Regions from separate parts of the Homo sapiens genome. Here region 1 is linked to region 2. A link is an interaction called in ENCODE POLR2A ChIA-PET data of the cell type or tissue named here. Cell type or tissue: GM12878. All regions are shown on one strand. Each heading gives the region's core, and the rest is flanking DNA. Links, peaks and the distances in the headings are about the cores only.

Evidence for each region. Peaks named below come from ENCODE experiments on the same cell type or tissue, not always from the same donor. Only the 100,000 strongest peaks of a DNase experiment are listed, where the experiment ranks them.
Region 1: POLR2A ChIA-PET joins it to region 2 with 7 read pairs; 5 of 35 experiments call an interaction of 5 or more read pairs at or near these places.

Annotation. Positions count from the first base shown.
Region 1 is chr2:197,168,305-197,179,617 of GRCh38, reverse strand. All of the region lies in intron 2 of ANKRD44 (ankyrin repeat domain 44), which reads left to right. Among named protein-coding and RNA genes, the nearest start is that of ANKRD44-AS1, 24 kb to the left of the region's middle. In GM12878, for the core only: no CTCF peak of the experiment used is centred there; no DNase peak of the experiment used is centred there.
Region 2 is chr2:197,293,752-197,305,064 of GRCh38, reverse strand. All of the region lies in intron 1 of ANKRD44 (ankyrin repeat domain 44), which reads left to right. It overlaps ANKRD44-IT1 (ANKRD44 intronic transcript 1), which reads left to right and starts at 2,546. Exons shown (of 6, transcript NR_046837.1): 1 at 2,546-2,832; 2 at 3,652-4,102; 3 at 5,530-5,583; 4 at 8,493-8,539; 5 at 8,666-8,760. RefSeq lists enhancers at 141-270, 2,849-3,138, 7,226-7,285, 7,596-7,645 and a silencer at 6,286-6,335. In GM12878, for the core only: no CTCF peak of the experiment used is centred there; no DNase peak of the experiment used is centred there; H3K4me3 peaks cover 1,826 bases; H3K27ac peaks cover 4,050 bases.

The sequences.
Region 1 (11,313 bases), core at 2,501-7,500, 130 kb after region 2:
TATGGAGAAACATTTCAAGTGTATGGCATTAGTATTATTTTGCAATTACTGGACATTTTTGTAGTACAAAGAAAAATATAAGAATTAAAAATGTACTTTGTAAGTAGTTTGAGCATGTAAACATAAAGGATATGGCCCTTTCTTCATATTAGATACGCATTTGGACAGAGGATGTAATTGTGAATAAATAAGGCACATTATTAGGTAGAAAGAAGACAATACTTAAGATGGTAATTGTTTGAAATTAATGTATAAATTCAGGGCGATTTGGTGGTAGGAGTTGAGTGGGGAAACTTGACAAAATAATTCTAAACTTTATCTAGAAGAATAAACATGTGAGACTAGCTAGGAAACTCTTGAAAAAGAAAACTGATGAGGGGAGGGTTTCATAAAATATATTAAAACAAATTACAAAACGATAGCAATCAAAACAGTATGTTAATGGCACAGGAATAGACAAAGTAGTAGAACAGACTAGAAAGTCCAGGATTAGAAGCAACTATATATGGACATTTGGTATAGGATAAAGGATGCATTTTTTTTTTAAGAGTCAGGGTCTCTCTCTGTCACTCAGATTGGAGTGCGGTGGTGTGGTTATAGCTCACTGCAGCCTCAAACTCCTGGGCTCAAGTGATCCTCCTGCCTCAGCCTCCCAAAGTTTTGGGATTACAGGCGTGAGCCACTGCACTCAGCCAAAGGAAGCATTTTAAATCACTGGGGCTGGAATGGATTATTTAATAAATGGCATTGAGACAACTGCTAGATAGATGTAAATATGTAAAGCTGAATCCTTACCTAATTTCTTATACCAAGGTAAATTCAAGATGTAGAAAATAAAAAGATGAAAACAGCGGAATACAAAAAGGGGAAAATATTTCTGCAATCTTGGTATGGGGAAGGACTTTCTAAGCATAATAGAAAAGATAAAAATAATGGAAAAGGTGGTTACCTTTGTCAATCAAGTAAACATCTAATATATTTTTTGGCTATTTGCATTTTTTCTTTGGTGAGTGGCCTCTGCATGTCCTTTGCCCATTTCTTTATTTGGTTATTTATCTTTTTCTCAACCTCACATGGCATCTAAGGATTCAAATAAAACAATGATATACTGTCATTCTTTTTTTTTAGTTAAAATTTTTTTTTTTTAGAGACAGGGTTTCACTCTGTTTCCCAGGCTGGAGTGCAGTGGCATGACCATAGCTCACTGCAGCCTTGAACTCCTGGTCTCAAGCAGTCCTCCTGCCTCAGCTTCCCAAGTAGCTGGGACTACAGGAGTGTGCCACCATGCCCTGCTAATTTTTTAACTTTTTGTAGAGACAAGTTCTCGCTGTGTTGCCCAGGCTCGTCTCAAACTTCTGGCCTCAAGTTATCCTCCTGTTTTGGCCTCCCAAAGAAAGTGCTGGAATTATAGGTGTGAGCCACTGTGCTCAGCGTGGTGTCATTCTTGACCCTCCAGTTGGCAAAGATGAAAATCAAATCCCAACCACTCTGATGCCTTTTTGGGGAGAGTAATTTGTACTACCCTTTGGAGGGCAGTTTGGCAGTATGCATCAACATTCTAACTGTGGGGGATTCACCCTAAGAGAAATAATTGGTTAACTATATATACAAAAAGATGTTTGTTGCTATCTGGTTTATAATAACCAGAAATTGCAAACAACCAATAGGTTATTTCTTAAATTTATTGCAGAACATCCACATGAGGTTGTATCATGTTATCTTTAAAAAGTGTGCTTTGTATTTATCTGCATATGTATTTATTACATATTGAAAGGTAAGCTCTTCAAGATATATTTTTGAGTGAAACAGTTGTTAAACAGCAGATATCATGTGTATTTGTGGGTATAGAAGAAGAAATCTAGAAGAATATTCTCCAAAACATTAATTATAGCTGAATCTTGGTGGTGGGATTTTTGCCTTTTTCTTTATTTCTTTATGTATTATTAAAGTTTTTTTACACTGACCATGTATTATATTTAGAAATGGTAAAAAATTTATATAAATATATACACACACACACACAAACACACACACAAACTCACGAGAAAGCAAACTAGCTTCCCAAATTGCTTTACTATAAAGATTTGACTTTTAAAATGTGTTCATTGTATTTGTCAGTTTGAATAAGTGTAGAGCACATTTCAGTGGCGTGGTACTTACTACTCACGGTGACAAGCATAATGGCGCTCCCATCTTTTACATATTGCAAGGGCTCTTCTCATGGGATTAGCTGGACCCTGAGGAAGTGGTGTTGGTGGGACCTGTTGCCATCTTAGTAGAATTCTTTTCTTTCTTCTACCATCATCACATTTTATATAATAAATTATGGAAAATGGATTATTAGTTTTGCTCAAGCTAAAAATCAATTAAAACTTTTCAGATACCTTTTACTTTCCAATTTCTTTTACAATGAAAAAACGTAATCAGAAAAATTTTAAGAAGCTTTTTGGAAAAGTAATAACTCTTACGTTTCAAAAGTGAATGGGCAGAGGTAACCACATACCCAGATTATTCTTAAAAGACATGTTTAAATGAAAAGGATATAAAGTATATTTTAGATCAACTAATTGTGCCGGCCCTGATTTTTACCAAGGACCTATTGCTTTAGGTTTCAAATGTTAAATAACTATATGATTATGACAGCCAGAGGGCCTTCCAACTGTAAGTTTGTAGATGTATTATTATTATTATTATTATACCCTTGAAACACTGACTTTAAAAGACCTGAAATGTGTATATGGTATTCAGTTAGGGTAAGAAGCCTAGGGGGTTGGAGAGGTAGGTAAGATTTTTTACCAGGAGGTTGCATAGCTGGTTATACCCGGGTCACTTGCCAACTGTCTGCTCAGAAGGCTATTTCTGGCAGTGTAGGATAGTATAAATGGGTTTCTCACTTTGTACTTTCTAAAGTCTTTCTGCATGTAACACAGGCTGTCTTTTCCTAATCTCTCAGTTCCCCTTTCTAAACCTCTTTCTGGTTTTCCCTACTCCTACAAGCTCATGTCCAGAGTTGCTGATATAATTCCTTTACAGCCAAGCTGCTATGTCCTCACTTAATATATTTCATTTATTGGTAAATAATCCATATCAGTCACACCAAAATACAACTATGAGTATAGAGAGCACTGGGCTTGGCTTGAAGATAGAAGTCTTGGGTTCTATGGGTCCTTGAGCAAGCCAATTAACCTCCTCTGGCCTCAGTTCTATAATGTGGGCATCATAATAAACTTTATAAGGTGTGGTTAGGGAGATGAGATGATGTATGTATATCAGTTAGGGTAAGATTTGGCTGCATTCAACAGAGAAACAACAAAAACAGCAAAACCGTAGTTTTCAGTAAAGTAGACATGTAGTTTACTAAAATTTCGAAGTTTTGAATAAGATAGAAGTTTATTTATTTCCCATGTGCAAGTCCAGAGATAGGCTGTCCAGGACTAGCATGACACTCCATGGTGTCACAGTCCAATCTTTGTTTCCTTTTGTGCTGCCATCCTTGGTAGATGGCTTCTATCTCCTTGCTCAAAATGGCCACTTGAGCCCCAGCCATCACATCCAAATTCCAACTAGTGGGAAGGAAGAAGGCAGAAGAAGGGTATGCCCTCCCTCTTTAAGGACACTTCCACTAAGGACACAATTGCTTATATATTGTCCGGAACTGCATTAGGTGGTGATGTACTTTTAGGAACCTAAAAATCAGGGTTCCTATTATGAAAGCAAGAGAGATGTTGGGGTAAAACAGCAGTCTCTGCCATGGTATGTAATAGCCTTTTGTGACCTAGGAAATGCTCTGAGTACAGAAATATGTATCATTTATGTAATACTGTCATGAATAACCTCAGTTACATTCATTCATTCACCAAATATTTTTAAAATACTTCTTACAGATGTAGCACTAGAGCTGACACCCTGAATACTTCATTGTGTACTTTCTTGGTCAATTTATGTTAACTCCAAAAAGCATTGAAGGAATCACATTGCTGCAACTTTTTTCTGCTTTGAGCACCTGGGAACAGAACATGATACCATGTCCCTTTCTTTGGGGGAGGGAGGGAGAAGGGTGACACTAGTACATACTAAATGGTGGCTCTTCAGCTCAGTGGTACCGACACTGTGTGTTTTTCCCTCCAGCATCTGTCTTTTGTCATCAGTGCTTCATGTTGATTTATACCTTGCATCCTCACTTGCTTTTCATATATGCCTTTTCTCCTACTGAAAACACACATGCAGGATTGACTCTTCATCTTCTGACCTTGTCTCTTTCAAGCAGGGGACACTCCATGTTTGAGCAGGCATGCGTTTTATTTGGGAAGCAAAGATGGACAGATAGGCAAACAAGCATGCATAACCTAATGGTTGGGAAGTATTGCCCATTACCGGCTTTTCTCAGGAAGTCCCAATATGTAAGAACACTTAAAGAAATAGGACCTCCAGTCACAGGCTCAAGATATTTCATTTGGAAAAGATCCAGAGATGTCTGACATCCTGCCTCCTCATCTTTCAGTAATAGACAGTGCGTTTAAAAAAATCTTTTTTTATTATGAAAATTTTCAAACTTTCAAAAAACAACAAGAGCCCACCACTAAGAATAAATGTTAACACTTTGCCATATTTACTTTAAAAGAACCATCATAAAATTTTATAGACTTAAAGGTTTGTTCCATATGTAAACATAGACTCACACCCTTGTGTCATTCATGTTTTTGCATGAATGCCTCCTTATCTGGGACACCTCCCCTGATCTTCCCATGTAAAATAGCAACCCTTAATCAACCTCTAACTTCTCCTTCCTAGCACTTCTCACCACCTGACATATGTAGTGAATTTATTTGTTTGTCTTCTGTCTTTCTCCACTAACTGTTCAGCTCCATGAGCTCATCATGGCTTTGCTTATGGTTGAGTCACCTGCACCTACAGTGGTGCCAGCACTGGCTAGGAACGCATGAACAGAGCTGAAGCCTCTTTTAATCTCCCTGACACATCACCTCCCTCCCCGCCTCTCTCCCCAGGGGGAACCACTGTCCTGAAGTTTTATCCTTGTCTTTATATACTCTAATTTTATCAATACCTTTATGTGCACATATATACATAAATGCTAGAACAATAAACAGTGTTGTGTATCTTTAAAAACGTTACATATGTGAACAGTTTGTATGGTCTGTAACTTGCTTTTTCTCACTCAACATTATATGTTCCAGATTCATCTATGTGGATACATGAGCATTTACTTCATATATTTCATATTCCTATGATATTCCTTGTAGGCTTTTATCACAGTGGATCCATTCTTAGTTACAGCTTTTTAATCATGGCTCTATCAACCTCCTTTTGTCCTAGGCTCTCTGATTCTGACCTGTGCTAACGATTGTACAAATAATAAACATGAGTTAGAAAAAATGATTAAGATGGTAAATTTTATGTTATGTGTATTTTACCACCATTAAAAAAATTTAAAAACTTATTAAGTCATATACCTTAGAAAAATGGGATAGCAAGAGAACCATGTAAGAATTTTCATAAGGACTGTACTGTTTGTAAAAATAACACCATTGTAAGTTGTTTGTTTGTTTATTTATTTATTTATTTTTGAGACTAAGTCTCACTCTGTCACCCAGGCTGGAGTGCAGTAGCGCAATCTCAGCTCACTGCAACCTCTGCCTCCTGAGTTCAAGTGATTCTCCTGCCTCAGCCTCCCGAGTAGCTGAGATTACAGACATGTGCTACCATGCCCGGCTAATTTTTGTATTGTTAGTAGAGATGGGGTTTCACCATGTTGGCCAGGCTGGTCTTGAACTCCTGACCTCAGGTGATCCACCCACCTCGGCTTCCCAAAGTGTTTGGATTACAGGTGTGAGCCACCACACCCGGGCTGTAAGTTGTATTTTTAGGGAATGAATTTTACTTGGCACCATTGAATCCATTTAATTATAAAAATCTCTTTTTCAAGGACTTTTGACTTTGTTCTCGGTACCTTAAAAATAGATTTCCCTCAGAAATGATACATTTCAATATATAGGTCTCCCATATTAGAAAACCTTGATAGTTTTTCTCTCAAGCAGGGAAACTAGAGAACAAATGTGTCAAGGTGCCCTAAAGTAATATTCAGAACTTGGCTTTTGACAAGATTCTAAATGTCAGGGAAGTCTGTTTTTGCTATAACATGACAACTCGACTTCAAATATAGGTACAGAATTACTGCAGTGCCTGGGTTTTCTTTAGGACACATTTAAATATCCTCTTTGTGAGCTTCCTATTAAAAGAATACTTGCTAGAGGACAAAGTTTTATTTAGAAAGGGTTTTGAATATTTTGTGATATAATTGTAGGTGTCACTGAAAAAGTTAAGGAAGATTTTACCACCCATAATTTTGAATAATGACTTAGTAGTCTAGGGCTCAGTGTGAAACTTTTCTAGAAAGATCACATGATTGATCCTGTTTTGCATTTTGCTTATAGAAATTGTTGGGGCTGTACTATGAATATCTTGTTTCTAAAGATACAGTCAGACTTTAGCCATTTAACAATTTCAAAACAGGTCTTTTTAATGCAAACTAATAAATTTGGTTAGCATATTTCCTCAAACTTTATTAAACTTGAGTATGGAAAAACAATTTTAAAACATATAGGGCAGACAGCTAAATTATCTATTTAACCTTGGCTGTTTCACTTCTATTCAATCAGCAGACAGTTATTGAGCATCTACCGTGTTCCTGGTGCTGTGCTAGGGGTTGGGACTATAAGATGAATAGGACAGTTGGTCAGGTGTGGTGGCTCAAGCCTGTAATCCCAACAGTTTGGGAGGCCAAGGTGGGCGGATCACTTGAGCTGAGGAGTGTGAAACCAGCCTAAGCAACATGGTGAAACCCTGTCTCTACTAAAAATACAAAAAATTAGCTGGGTGTGGTCGTGGGCACCTGTAACCCCAGTTACTTGGGAGGCTGAGGCATAAGAATTGCTTGACCTTGGGAGATGGAGGTTGTGACTGCACCCCAGCCTGGGCGACAGAGTGAGATTCTGTCTCAAACAAACAAAATAAGATGAATAGGACAGGGTTCCTGCCCTGCTGGATCATACAATCAGGTGAGTGAGACAGACATGTAAGCCAAGATCACAGAGGAAACGTCAGTACTGCAATAGAGGTAGAAATGTTCCATCACTGCACGTTCCTGGTGTAGCCAGGGCTCTTACAGCACTAGACTCCTACACTCAACAGTGTCAGGAAGTACATGGGTAGGGGGATTTGGTGGTGGCGGGAGAGCTTTTCAGCTTACCTACCACCTTTATCAACCACTTTCTTCAAGCTATTAAGAATAATAATGGGGCCGGGCGTGGTGGCTCACACCTGTAATCCCAACACTTTGGGAGGCCAAGTTGGGTGGATCACTTGAGGTCAGGAGTTCTAGACCAGCCTGGCCAATATGGTGAAGCCCCCCTCTCTACTAAAAATGCAAAAGTTAGTCGAGTGTGGTGGTGGGCACCTGTAATCCCAGCTATTTGGAAGGCTGAGGCAGGAGAATTACTTGACGCTGGGAGGTGGAGGTTGCAGTGAGCCAAGATCATGCCACTGCACTCCAGCCTGGGAGACAAGAGTGAGACATTATCTCAAAAAAAAAAAAAAAAAAGAAGAAAAATAACGGACATGGTAATAATAATGGGAGTAATTTTTGACTTAGGCAATTGTTTTCTCCATCTTATACTAAATATGACTTAAAACATCTTTTGAAACCTTTTAATTGAATTTCTAAAAGAAGGCTTAAAGTTTTTATAGCAGTTTTAGGTTCACAGCAAAATTAAGCAGAGTTAAGAGACTTCCCCTATACCACCTGCCCCTACACATGGTTGGCTTCCTCCCGCTATTAACATCCCACCCAAGAGTGGCACATTTGTTACAATCGATGAACATCATCATGACAAACCGACACTTGACGATCACCCAAAGTCCATAGTTTACATGAGAATTCTGTCTTGGTGTTGTACAGTCTGTGGGTTTTGACAAGTGCATATCTTACATCCACCATTATAATATCATACAGAATAGTTTCACTGATCTAAAAATCCCTTTTGTTCTCCCTAATCATCCTTCCTTCTCCTGTTTCACTGAATTTTAAATTTCATTTTATTTAATTTTCTCATATAACCTAAGTAAGAACAGCCTGCCAGAAATGTAAAAGTAGTTCCAGTTAGACTGTCACTCCAAAGCCCTCCCAAACAGACATTCTAGCATAACCACTGACTATATTAGCTCCTTTGATCATCTGTCCCTCTACTTGAGAGCTGCTGTGTTTAGCACAACTGCCCAAAGTTTATGTCAGGGTCTGTGGCATTAGATCCTGCAGTTTCAAATCTTGTTGATCGCCAGCTTCCTTCTCCCATCACTCTTTGGCCACTATCATCTTCAAAGAAAACTCGGAAGTTCCTGAACAGATTCACCTCTGTACTCCTAAGGGCTGGGGGTCTTCTGTGGTTCAGATGTCTGATTATAATAGAAACAGACCTGTTTGCTTTTAGAGAAGCAAATGTTTTCTGTGTTCAACTGAGCTTGTAAAATTTCATTAAGAAACTAATCATTAGCCCTGATTAAACAAACGCTGGATGCTTGGCATGAATATTTTAACTTCCTATTTCTAAGCTGCCTCAGCCTTCTCAAGTACTGATTGTCAGCTGGGACCAATAATTTACCTGCACAGTTTGCCACTCCATCATCAGGGAATCTCCACCACCCCCGGCCCCATCAACTAGGGGAGAAAACTAAGGCTCTTCCAGTGCCCCAAACATGAAGCCGCTTCTCTGATGCTCATTAAAGAAACTTTCACAATTTAAATAGAGAATCTCACTGCTGCCTACTCTAATACAGGAAAGAGACTCTAAACTCTGCATCTCATTTTAATTCAACTTGAAATTGCCACCAGTTTCTACCCTTCCATATTTGCCTTCATGAACATTTCAGACTTTAACAAAAATCTGATCTTTTTACTGATATTAAAAAGACATATGAAAATGTGTTTAGCATTAAGCATTTATTTTCAAGTCTAAGAAAGATAAAGATGCACAAAGCTTAAAGAAGTTGCTGCCAGTGACTCAGTCATTATTAATATTGCTCTAGGCACAATGAATTGGAATGGTGTTAGAAAGATTTTCTCTAGGGAAGACTACATTATGACAGCATTTTCCAAAGTGTGTTTCTCAGAGTCCAGAACAAGTCTGACAAGTGTTTAGGAGGGAAAGAAAGGGAGTTTTGTGGCCAAGTAAACTTGGGAAGCACTTCTACCACAAATTTCCTTGTATTTTAGTGATTTACAAGGTAACTGTCATATTAAAGGTTCTGAGAATTCCTGCCATAAGGGAATCTGTTTAACTTTCTTGAACACCGTGTTTCTCAATGTCATTTGGCTTTGAATGCCTCCCAGTTTTTTTTTTTTTTTTTTTTTTTTGGAAACAGGGTCTTGTTCTATCGCCCAGGCTGGAGTGCAGTGGAATAATCATGGCTCACTGCAGCCTCAACTTCCTCGGTTCCTACAAACCTCTCACCTCAGCCCCCCAGGTAGCTGGGACTACAGGCACACACCACCATGCCCAGCTAATTTTTGTATTTTTTGTAGAGATGGGGTTTTGCCATGTTGCCCAGGCTAGTCTTGAACTCCTGGACTCAAGAGATCCATCAGCCATGGCCTGCCAAAGTGCTTGGATTACAGGCATGAACCACGTACCTGGCCTCCTCCCTCTTTTTTTTAAAAAATTTTTAACAGCTGGGATGATCCCTCAGAGCCAGTGGAATATACCTCGAGACATACTGCTCTAGAATTAGAGTCTCTGGAATAGTCTGTGGCAGTGGTTCTCTAACTTGAGTGTGTATCAGAATCCTGGAAGGCTTGTTAAAATACAGATTGATGGGCTTTACCCTCAGAGCTTCTGATTTGGGAGGTCCAGGGTGGGGCCTGAGAATCTGCATTTCTAGTAAGTTCCGGTGATGCTGATGCTGCTGGTTGGGGACTGCACTTTGAGAACCATTGGTCCGTGGTCAACTGGGAGGAAAACAGATGTTCTGGAGGTGGGAGTGGAGTAGGGTATCACAATCCACTGCTACATAGTATGCAAGTAAATTTATTCACTCAACATATACTGACAGAATCTGCTATGTGTCAGGCACCATGACAGGTGCTGGGGTTGTATTAGTGGTGGACACAGGCCTGGTCCTTGCATCAGGAGTTTACAGTGTATTGGAGAGAAAGGAAGTAAACAGGTAAAGGAAATGAATGAATAGGTACTTATAAACTGAGAAGACTGCTATGAAGAAAGCCAAGTGTGCTATGATACTAACAAAAGGTAGTTAGGAAAGGTCTCTTGAGGTGGCAGTGACATTTAAGCTGAGACTGGCCATGAGAAATTGGGGGCCATGAGAAGATTGGGGGGAATGTTTCAGGCTGGATAAAGACAGGAGCAAAGGCCCCAAGGAGGGTTAGGGGAGAGAGTGCAACTTCCCAGAAGAAAATTAAGGCCAGTGTGGCTGAAGGAGAGTGAAGGAGGGGGAAGGTGGTAGAAAAGGAAGTTGGAGAGGAGACAAGAAAGGGGCCGGTCATCAGAGCTGAGCGAGGAGTTTGGATTCCACTTAGGTGCACAATGTTCTGGAGAATATTTTGGAAAGTCACTCTGGGTGTTGTGTGAATTACAGATTGTGACAGGGAGAGTAGAAGCTGTGAGAGCAGCAGGAAGACCATAGTTGGGGTCAGGGCAGAAATGATGTGCCTGAAGTAGGGTGTTTGCAGTGGCCATGACGCCATGTACTCATGAGCTCTAGGGGGCGCCACTCACATGGATTACGGTACTTCTAACCTCTACATGGGGAGAGCTGCAGATTGCTTCCAAGTGTGTCATGAAGGTAGACCACTCAGGATTTGATGATGGATTCAATGTGAGGGGCAAGGAAGAGAGAGCATCTAAAAATGAGTCCTGAGTTCCCAGCCTGAGCAATAGGGAGAAGAAGGGGAAGAGCTAGAGGAGGAGAAGGAGCAATTCATTTCTGAGAGAGGAGACAGAACTAAAGAGTTGCTTCGCAGGGGACAGCAAAGTGACAATTGCCACCATTATTCTGCACATGTAGTAATTGGCTGTTTGCTGGTACACAAAGGAAATGATGATGGGGTTTAATAAATCTTGTTGTTAGAGTCCCCTGTATATTTTAATAATCAATGACTGCCTGGTTACCCTGAGTTTGAAAATAAATAAGGCCATTTAACACTAAACATAATGTTGTCTTTCTATAATAATTCAGAGAGCACTTCAGAATCTCACAGAGACTTTTACTATTGCAGTATAAAAA
Region 2 (11,313 bases), core at 1,798-6,797:
TGAAGCCACAAATAGACGTGAGCCAGGACTGTCCTGGGTAAACCTGGATATGTGGTCATCATATATTCACATAGACTCCATGTTTGCTCACCACAGGCTTGACAGTGACAGTAAACTAGTTTGACTAGCAGACTACTCTGTCTCTTTTGAGTCAGGTCTACAGTGGTGCAGGTATTACAAAGATTGTTTTATGACCTTGTGCAGAGTTGGGAAACAGCTTCCATGTCACACATGAGTTCTGATCGGTCCAGGACTTGCAGGTGTAATGTGATAGAAACATTCTGACTCTTGCAGTCAAGGATCCGAGAAAGTGTGATTGATTACCAGTGTTTGCTATGGGTACACGGGAAGGGAGAAGTGACATATGTTGTACATTAGCCAACCCTTGGCAAGACATGTTAACCTCTGTAGGCTTCAGGTTTCTCTTTGTAAAATGAAGAGGTTGGACTGGATGCCTTTATGGTGCCTCAGCTCTGCCCTCTCCCTTCTGTGACTTGGTGCCTGTAATGGAGACCGATGCTCTTCACATGGTTTGTGTTATAGCATTTCTTACAAATGTGCCTATGAAGGGTGTATTTGCAGATGAGCTCTAATAAGGCTTTCCAGGTAACAAAGTCAAACAGCTTCAAGTTCCAGAGAAGGATTTTAACCCATGTCAATGACTTAGGACTAATTCCTATTCTCCACCCTACTTCAATTCATAGATAATCTAAGATTACCCATTTTATTTATTCTGTATTTTTATTTTTTTGGGACAGAGTCTCGCTCTGTTTCCCAGGCTGGAGTATAGTGGTGCAATCTTGGCTCATTGCAACCCCCGCCGACCCCCTCCTGGGGTTCAAGTGATTCTTGAGCCTCAGACTCCCGGGTAGCTGGGATTACAGGCTTGCACCACTACGCCCAGCTAATTTTTGTATTTTTAGTAGAGATGAGGTTTCACCATGTCGGCCAGGCTGGTCTCAAACTCCTGGCCTCATGTGATCTGCCTGCCTCAGCCTCCCAAAGTGCTGGGATTACAGGGGTAAGCCACCACACCTGGCCTAAGATTGCCCTCTTTATAGATTACTCCTTTTTAACCTTTTAACCAATATATTATTTGGCTTTGGCTGCTTTCAGAGGTCGGGAATGCAGGTATTTGCCCTTATCAGTGTTTATGTTTGTAAATATGTTGGTAGCCTAAGAGGTTGAAATTAATGATTCATGAATCCAGCTTGTAATTATGATATTCATAATTTTTAAGGATCTTTTCACTTGCCTCCTCTTTTGAAAACTTAAAATTTATATTCTATAAAGTGAGCTAAGCAAATAAATATATAGTCCACTTTGGGCTGTTTCAGGGATTACTAAGTCGATAATTGTTTGCATTTCTTGGTTTTTGTTTGCTTAGAGTCCCCTTGCTCCCATCCTGGGGAGTCTTAAGCATCCAAGCATAGCTTTCTAGGATATCTTTTATACCAGAAGACCATTTTCCCCTAAGAAAGCTTTCAGAGCTTTTAGTAAAATTAGGGAGACTTGTGGAAACATCTGTTTGAGCCTAGACATGGAAATTAATTACAATTCTAACCTGTCTCTAAAAGTTTTGCTTTTTTTATTTAAAAAATTTTGTTTTGCTTTAGTTTGTTTTAAAAATAACACTAGATTGGGAATCAGAAGACGTGGATTCTACTCATGGTTCTTCTAACTGTTGTATGGTTTGGGGTAAGTCCTGGCCTTCGTTTCTTTGTCTGTCAAAATGGGAACAGGTAGAAAATTCTCTAAATTCTTCCAAGCTCTAACATTCTAAGATAGCTCCTCACATATTTCAATGTCAGTCTTTTCTCATCTTGTGGAATCTCAGTTCAAAAAGTATCTGCCTTTTATGAACTTCTGATTTTCTCCCAAGTGTGTTTGTGGCAGCTTTAAAGTTTCCCAGGTTTGGTAAACACATCCTGAGTTTTGTCTAAGGGTGAGGAGTCCTTTCTCCAAGAAGTTTGTCTTCTGGCATCTCCAGGAGCCTGGCTGTGGGGACACAGAACCCCTGGGGCTGTTCTCAGTGTGGTTCTTTGAGAATCCTCTTGAACTTCTTACAGGATAAAGGGAGCAATCCTTACAAAGGCCATGCTTGTCTCTTGTGAGCTGGGGCCCACCTTAGCCTTCTTCAGAGGTGTTGCTTTAGCAAATACCTTGGGTCCTCCCAGGCAAAATCCTATTTTATTGAACCCAAATAACATGTGCATCTAACAAGTTTATTTCTGAAGGGTTGGCCCAGAGTTGGGTGCAGTTGACATGGTGACCACAGACTTTCTCAAGAAAGGAAGAAAATTCCTACATGTAATCACCAGCCTCTGTATGGTTAGTCTCTGTGGAGGAGACTTGTTTTGGTGTCTAAGACTGGCAAGATCAGGAAAAAGGAAAGTGAGCATAAGAGAAGTCTAAAGACAGAAAGCCAGGCAGACATTCAGGTCAGCCGGGACAAATCAACCAACCAATTATTGTGAAACAATGGCCTCCAAAAGTAGGTGTGGCCTACACCCCAAGGATGAACACAATACTTTATTGAGTTGGAGTTTGGGAAAGAGAATATTGGAATTCATATTTCTTTAAATCATTCTTTTAAACTTTTAATTTTTATGTAGTTTTAGTACATCTTATTTGCTAGTACTGTGTCATCTTTTTGGCTGTATTTTTCACTGGCTGCCACCTGGCCAAATCACCACTTGGGTTATAACAGCAGCCTCTGACTGGTCTCCTTCCGTCTGACCTTGGCCCCTGCACTCTACTCTCAACGTAGCTCTCAGAGTGATGGAACTCAGAACTTGTCACTCCTGCTCAAAAACTTCCAGTTTCACCCAGGTGAAAGCTAAGGTCATTAGAGTGACCTCTGCACTCAGCTCATCCACTCAACTGTCCAGCCTTGTCTGCTGTCCACCTCTTCCTGGCTCCTTGGCTCCAGCCCCACTGGCCTCCTCCTATTTAGTGAACACACCAGCTGCGCTCCTGCCTCGGGACCCTTGCTGTTCCTGCTCCCTGTGCAGCTCCTCCCTAGATATCTGCATGGCTCACCTTTACCTCTTTCGGGTCTTTCCTCAGATGTTACCTTCTCAGTGAGTCCCTTTCTGACCACACTATTTAAAATGCCCACTCCACATTTCCTGTCTGCCTTTCTTTATTTTCCTCCACAGTGTAAATCCCTCATACCATATATTTGACTCCCCCCATTTTAAAAACCAAAACTTACATGTGGCTAAGATATAGATAACAGGACAAAGATTATTTTGTTAGTTTGGTTCATTCACTGCTGTGTCTTTAGCACTTAAAACAGGGTAAGGTGCATAGTAAATGCTCAATAAATATTTGTTAAGTGATTGAATATAAATATGTATATGTATCTGTATATGTACATGTTCAAATGTTTTTTACTCATGAAGTACTCAAACAAAGAAAAGAGAAACACTTCTATAAACAGCTTTCATTTTACACTGGGATGTCAAATTTCCATTCAAACAAAATTAAGAGAAAGTTTTCTGCCCTATGAAAAGATAAAAGATCACATATTGTCCTATTTTCTGGTTATATTTTCCCTCTTTTTAAACTGTGCTTTTGGTTGTGAGGATGGTTAGCACTGTAGGTAATTCTCAGTCGTAGGTAATTCTCAGTTCCATTTCTTTTCAGGGGAAGTATCAAGGTGACATGAGGGGACAGGAAATATTGTCCCTAAATGTTCTAAGAGTGGATCTCCCATGTATTCAAGCAATCGAGGGGTGTTTAATGAGCTCCATCTACATAGCAATGATACAGCATAGCTCTGCTGGGGCTCTCTGCTCTCCCCTTCTCCACAAAAGGGAAGGACAGGTAAGAACAGGCACAATAAAATAGAAACCAGACAGAAAGAATTGGGAACAAGGAGACAAGACAAGAATCATGCTTTACGTGATTTAATCCTAATATTTTTATGAGAGGATGGCTATCATCATTTCATTTTAAAGATGAGGAAAATGAAGCCGGGTGCGGTGGCTCATGCCTGTAATCCCAGCACTTTGGAAGGCCGAGGAAGATGGCTCACCTGAGGTCAGGAGTTCGAGACCAGCCTGGCCAGAGAGATGGCCAGAGATGGCTAGAGATGGTGAAACCCCATTTCTACTAAAAATACAAAAATTAGTCAGGTGTGGTGGCAAGCACTTGTAATCCCAGCTACTTGGGAGGCTGAGGCAGGAGAATTGCTTGAACCTGGGAGGACGAGGTTGCAGTGAGCCGAGATTGTGCCATTGCACTCCAGCCTGGGCGACAAGAGTGAAACTCTGTCTCAAAAAAAAAAAAAAAAAAAAAAGGAAAATGAAAACTGAGAGGTCGAGTAATTTTTTTCAGGGTCGCATGACTCTGGGAGTCACATCTGGGCAAGCTCAACTCCAAGGTGCACATTCTTAGCCATCACACATTAGGATTCTTGAAATAGGTGCAGTATCACAAGAGGCCTTTTTCCCCATGGAGCTCACAGTCTAGTTAGATGATACTGAATGCCTTGCACATGAAAGGCCCTCTTTAAAGTTTATTGAGTTCATGTGGCATATGAAACAGTTATCAATCCACATATAGTGCAGGTTTAGACTATGCTTAGGGGTATTGATTAGGGACTTCAGGAGTCCAGAGATGGGCAAAGTCATTAAGAAGGGAGCTGGAGGGAGTCTAAGCGGTACTTGAGGAAGGGAATGATTCAGGCAGCAGATGTGGGTAGAACCCAGGTGAGTGACGTGTTGTGTCCCTTTCAGGTAACCTGGTGACTAAATTTACTGAGTCATAGGGTTCATGTTAGGTAGGAAGAAGAGGTAAGGAAATATCCAATTTGCAAACTGGATAGGAGAGGTGTTTGCATATTAACACATTTTTCTCAGTTGAGTTCTTTGATAGGTACTACATGCCCTCTGCCTGAAAACTTGAATTGATGAATTTGTGCCTAAGCAAAACTCATTGTTTCCATTTGTTGCACATGACTTTTTACAAATTAATTTGTATTTACTTTGTTCCAAAAAGTATTGAAGCATTAAAGTAAGGTGTTGCCTTATGGGCCCTTCTGTGTCCATGATACCCCTGGCTTGGATAGAATGTTGCATGAGGTACCATGGCAACATTTTGTGAACAAACATGTATTTTGGAGTAGCAAGGACTTCATTGAAAGGATCTAGATGGTTTGGTGATGTAGGCCATTGATGGAATAATGTAGTATGTTTAAAGATGACTTTTTTTTCCTTCTTAAAAAATTATTTCCATAGGTTTTTGGGGAATGGGTGGTGTTTGATTACATGAATAAGTTCTTTAGTGGTGATTTCTGAGATTTTGGTGCACCTGTCACCACTAAAGAACTGTACCCAATGTGTAGTCTTTTATCCCTCACTCCTTTCTCACCATTTCCCTGATTCCCCAAAGCTCATTATATCATTCTTATGCCTTCGTGTCTTCATAGCTTAGCTCCTACTAATGAGTGAGAACATATGATGTTTGTTTTTCCATTTCTGAGTTATTTCAGTTAGAATAATCGTCTCCAATTCCATCCAGGTTGCTGCAAATGCCATTATTTCATTCCTTTTTATGGCTGAGTAGTATTCCATGGTATGTATCTACCACACTTTCTTTATCCACTCATTGATTGATGGGCATTTGAGCTGGTTCCATATTTTTGCAATTGTGAATTGTGCTGCTGTAAACATGCATGTGCAAGTACCTTTTTCTTATGACTTCTTTTCCTCTGGGTAGATACCCAGGAGTGGGATTGCCGGATCTAGAGATGACTTGTTTTTAATCTTATACATATTTGTTAAATAAGAAATTACAAAATCCAGACTATGGGATGCCTACAGAAAAAACAGACCTCATTTATTTAAAAAATCAATTGTAAGAGGAAAAAAAAAAGATGGAGAGGAAATATAAATCCATAAATTAAAAGAGAATTAAGATACATTCAGACTAGTTGCAGTGAATAGATTTGGATTCTGATTTAAACAAACTTAAAAAAGCACACTTCTTTGAGATAATTGGGGAAATTTGAATACTGACTGGATATTTGATGATTTAAAGTGTGAATAGGATATTGTGGTTATGTTTAAAAAGAGAGTCCTTTTACAAAACTAGAAACTATAAAACTCTAGCATTTTCTCTCTCTTTCTTTTTTTTTTTTGAAACAGGATCTCACTCTGTCACCCATGCTAGAGTGTAATGGTGCGATCACAGCTCACTGCAGCCTTGACTTCCGGGGCTCAGTTGAGTCTCCCACCTCAGCCTCCTGAGTACCTGGGACTACAGGTGCGTGCCACTACACCTGGCTAGTTTTTGTATTTTTAGTAGAGATGAGTTTCACCATGTTGCCCAGGCTGGTCTCGAACTCCTGGAATCAAGTGATCTGCTTGGCTTTCCAAAGTGCTGAGATTACAGGCATGAGCCACCATGCTTGGCCTACTTTAGCATTTTCTCAGGGCACCTATTTAAGTGATACATTCTTTTTGGAAACTATTTTTCTTTTTACTTCTTCCTGCCACCTTTGTGCCCCTCTTAAGGCCTCCACTCTCGCTTGATAGAATGCCTTCAGTAAAGTTGTTAGAATCCTTTCTGTTTGTCCATAAAAGCACATGATTTTTCTGGTTTTGCTGCCCAAGGAAATATGCTTCTGAGCTAGTTGTGTGGTCCACACATCTATTGACTTAGTTTAAGTGGCTCCATAACTTGAGTCAAATACTTGAGCATTGGTCTTAGAATCCCATCTTGTGTGCTTTTAGGAAGACCTGGATTTGGCTTGTCCAGTGTAAGATATTTGGAAGGGAATTTAGATACTAGAGTTGCCAAAAATCGCTTTCTTACATTGACTTTTAAACTATGCTTTTAATTATACCGTGTAGTTCTTAAAGGCAGCAAACAGTTACAAGGTCTCAATTCTAATGGGCCTGGCTGCCATGCCTCTCTTCTTACCTGAACAGGAAGTAGGTGTTTGTTGTTGCCTTGAGTGGTTTCACCATTGCTTCAGACATGCTGAAATATCTTCCTTTATTTCTACAAGTGTAAAAATCTTTCTATATCCTTCTTAACGGAGTCCAGATTTAAGAATAGACCATAAGCATAAGAAGTGGCCAGCTGTGACTTGAGTAAATGATACTGTCATGAGTAATTTAGAAGCCATGTGACTAAGGGTTTTGTACTTTGGAGCCTTAGTATAATTAGGTCTTGGGGCTCATGAGATGAGTGCAATGTTTAGTTGCTAATGCTCCTTTTCGTAGCAGCCAAGAAGAAACAATCTTTTTAAGTAGCTCTGCTTTGTAGCAAGGAGTCTTCTATCAAGGTTTCAGGGTACTGTATTTTATGTATAATATTTTAAAATATTGTGGCATCTAACCGAACAATTTCCAAAAATGCTCCGTGTGAGTTGTATATTTAGAATACTAAAGTTGATGTCTGGAGACCTGGGCTATGTGCACAGCGCTACTCCTAACAAGCTGTGTCCATCTTCCTGTGACACAACTTTCCTTGACTGTAAGATGGGTAAAATAATACTTGCTTTACGGGGAAGTTGTGATAATCAAGTGGGAAAAGTCTTTGTATAGCAGGTGGTCCTTGGTTGGCACTCTATAATAAATAGTCTCTGAATCTTGGGCTGGTTCCTCATTTGTCACATTAAAGAGACCAGTTTTCTCAGGTCAATTTCAGCTCTATGAAAATATGATTTGAGTTTGTTTTTGTTTTATATTTATGACCTTTTAACTAGTCTTCTTTCTCTCTCTCACTTAAACAACATTGGTAGAAAGAGTTTGTTTGTTTTATTTTTGTATGGAATTTCCATACTTCGGTATGAATTGTAGTGTTTGGTTCCTACAGCTTTAGGAATTACATTTTTCTTTCATTTTGGTTTTATCAAATCAATTGACTTAGTTTATTTGACCAAAGAATCTTATGTTTAGATAGATCTAGGAGGATCAATTTGTGTTGAAAAGATTCTCAGGAGTTTGCAGTCATTTTTTATTTAAGTTGTCAAAAAGAACTTTGAAAATTACTTATAAGAATGCCACTTCCTCTTCACAGAAATATAAAACTGTGTCTTTTTGAGGAAGTGTGTAAAAACAAAAGTTGATAGAGTAATCTTCATAAAAAATCATCACAGCAGAATGTCTAAAAAACATTGGTGTAAAATTTCAAGTCTCGAATTAATTTATAACGGTAGAAAACAAACTTCTCTGATAAAATGTGACTTAAAAAGTTAGATGAAAGATACATTGTAAAAAGTTACTTTAATTTGGGGTTTTTTCCCTTTTAAAACTATAGAATGCTACTTAAAGAGCAGATAATTTAAACATCATTGGATATGTGTATGTATCTTAATTCTAACAAAGCATTTCAATTTGAGGTGATTCTTGGTTGAGATGTAGGGCAAAGTAAAAAGGGTCACAGGAAATGAAAATGAGAATTGGTATAAGAAAAGGTGGAATAAGGAAAAATAAGAGAAAACCATTAAGAAACTTATTTATTTATTCTTTTAGAGGGAAGGAATTAGGAGCGGGAAGGAGATTGACTGTTAGTTTCTTAGGTGAGTGTTGGAGATGCTGTTGAACTTTAAGCTTAATTGGTCACCTGCTGTCCTTTGTTCTTTGAAATAATTGACATTGATCCTTGCTGTTCAGCCACATTGACACTTATATCTTGGGAGTTCTAGGATTGGACTAACAAAAGTGGAGGTTGTTACTTACACTGCAAAAGAAACAACCAGAGCTGTGTCACTCAGAAGGCTGAAAAGAATCAGGCTGACAGGTAATTTGGCCCCTCAAAAGGTCCTAGTGGCTGATATAGGACCTTCAGAATGAGTGTAGGTGACAGGCAGGTAACAAATTATTTTACACAGTGGGAAGTCAGGTATTAGGAGCTTCTATGACTAGTGACTAGGTTCCTGCAACAACTCTGGTTTTAAGCACCCCACTGCCTGTCCTGGTGAGTTGAACTCAAGCAGGACATTTCTTCATTACTGCTTTACCTTTTCTTTTTATTTCTTCTTCTTTTCTTTTTTATTTTTTTGAGACAGGGTCTCAATCTGCCACCTAGGCTGGAGTGCAGTGGTGCCATCATAGCTCGACCTCCTGGGCTCAGGTGATCCTCCCGCTTCAGCCTCCTGAGTAGCTGGGACTACAGGCATGTACCTCCATGCCACCTGGCTCACTTTTTGTAGGGACAGGGTTTCACCATGTTGCCCAGTCTGGTCTTGAACTCCTGAACTCAAGGGATCTGCCCACCTCAGCCTCCCAAAGTGCTGGGATTATAGGAAAGAGCAAACCACCGTGCCCAGCCTTGCTTTTACCTTTTCAACCAGCTCTTCCAGAGGCTGAATAGTATTTTTCTTAACTCCATTCCTGCCATGAATTGGCTGTGAGATCCTGGCCAGTCATTATACCTCCTTGGGCCTCAGTTTTCTTTAAGAAATGAGGACATTGTTTTAGAGTTTATTCTTGCAGCTGCTCCAGTCTTCTATAGTTTTAACCCAGGGGTTGCAGACTACTATCCACAGGACACATATGGCCTGCTGCCTGCTTTAAATGGCCCGTGAGCCAAGGATAGTTTTTATATTAAGTGATTGAAAAGGATCAAAAGGATAATACTTTGCAACACATAAAAATTAAACAAAATTCTAATTTCTTTGTCCATAAATAAAGTTGTATTATTTGTTTACGTCTTGTCTATGGGCGCTACAACAGCAGAGTTGAGTAGTTGTGGCAAAGACTATAGGGTCAGCAAAGCTGAAAATATTTATTATCTGGCCTTTTACAGGAAAAAATTTGCCAACCTCTTGCTCTAACTCAAGGGCAGACTTGGGGCCATCCTCTTCAGAAATCGAGTGCTACACTCTTACAGTCCTAGTGTTACCTAAGTTGCACTTTGATCTAGATTTAATTAGATTGAGGTGGGAATTCTTGCTTTTATTATTTTCTCCAGGAGAAAGTAGAAGCTTAGTTAGCTTTTTTGGTATGCTTTCAATTAGAAACAATCCTCCTTAAAACAATAGTTTTGTTTGTACTCAACTTTTTTTTCCCTCTGCCTAGGAATCACTGTAGAGAAGGAAGCCATATGTTTATATTTTAAATCACTTGCCTTTTCTATAGGATTTTTAAACTCCAGATGTGGACTCAGAAACAGTTAATATGTACTTTTGATGCACTCAAAGAGCCAAGATGGGGGAAGAGAGATCTTTACTTCTTATATATGAGAGCAAAACAGAAATCTTAATATTTTCTATTCCCCAAGTAGAGACTCTAGATTAATATGGGGATGGAAATAGCCTTAATTTTGTAGGAGGCTAATTTTAAGCAAACACAGTTTAAAGGTCAAGTATTACAAATGGAAATTATACAATTAAAAATAAATCTTAAAGCTGTCTACTAATCTAATGTTGCTCATTATTCTAGAAGGTTCTCTCTGAAGCTAAGTCTGGTAATTTCTGTGTGGGTTATAAGTTTGTGTGTGTGTTGGGGCGGAGGGGTGGTGCAGAGAGACAGAGAGAGAATGAAAATATGTGTGTGTGTGGTTTCCAGTGTTCATTTCATTAGAATTATAAAGAGCATCTGACTCTTGCTCTTGTACTTCCAGAGTCATTTGAGTTATTATGAAACTCCTCCTAGGCCTGGAGTTCTGTTTGATCTTGGATGAAGATGGGCACCTTGAACTGGTTAGCGAGGCCAGAAAGGAGGTCAGTCAACATGTCATCTTTCATATAAAGGTTCACTTTTCTCAGAAGTGAAACTAACTTCTATATGAAAGATGACACGTGTTGACTGACCTCCTTTTCTCTATCCTTCAGAGAGAATTAAGACTAAAGAAACTTGTTTAAAAGATTTGTAAAGAAATTAATGTAGTGTACAACTTTAGAAAACATGGACAGTGACCGAGTACCTAAGCTGTCTGGGACCTCCAGCATTTTCTGAACAATATTATAAATTGTCTGGTGAAGACAGGAGATGAGCATTAGAATCCCCATTTTTCATAGGGAGAAACCGAGGCCAGTGGCTGTTACTTTGCTTGTTGATTGTTAGTGGAGGTAGAGCTCTTATTTTTTCTGGCTCAGTCTGAGGTGCATTTCATTTGCCTATCCTGTTCTTAAACAGCACTTATAAAATCACGTGTCATTTCTGCAGTTATATTTAGGATACAGCCTAAAATGCTGTATAAACACCCTGTGATAGAATGCTGAAGGCTGCCGCCTGGGTAATTATCATGTGGTTCTAGTATCGTATCATCTGCATTATCCAGATTAGAATGTATCACCCACTTCTAAGCTGGTCTAGAAGAAGGAGCCCATTGTGTGCAAGGCCATAAGGA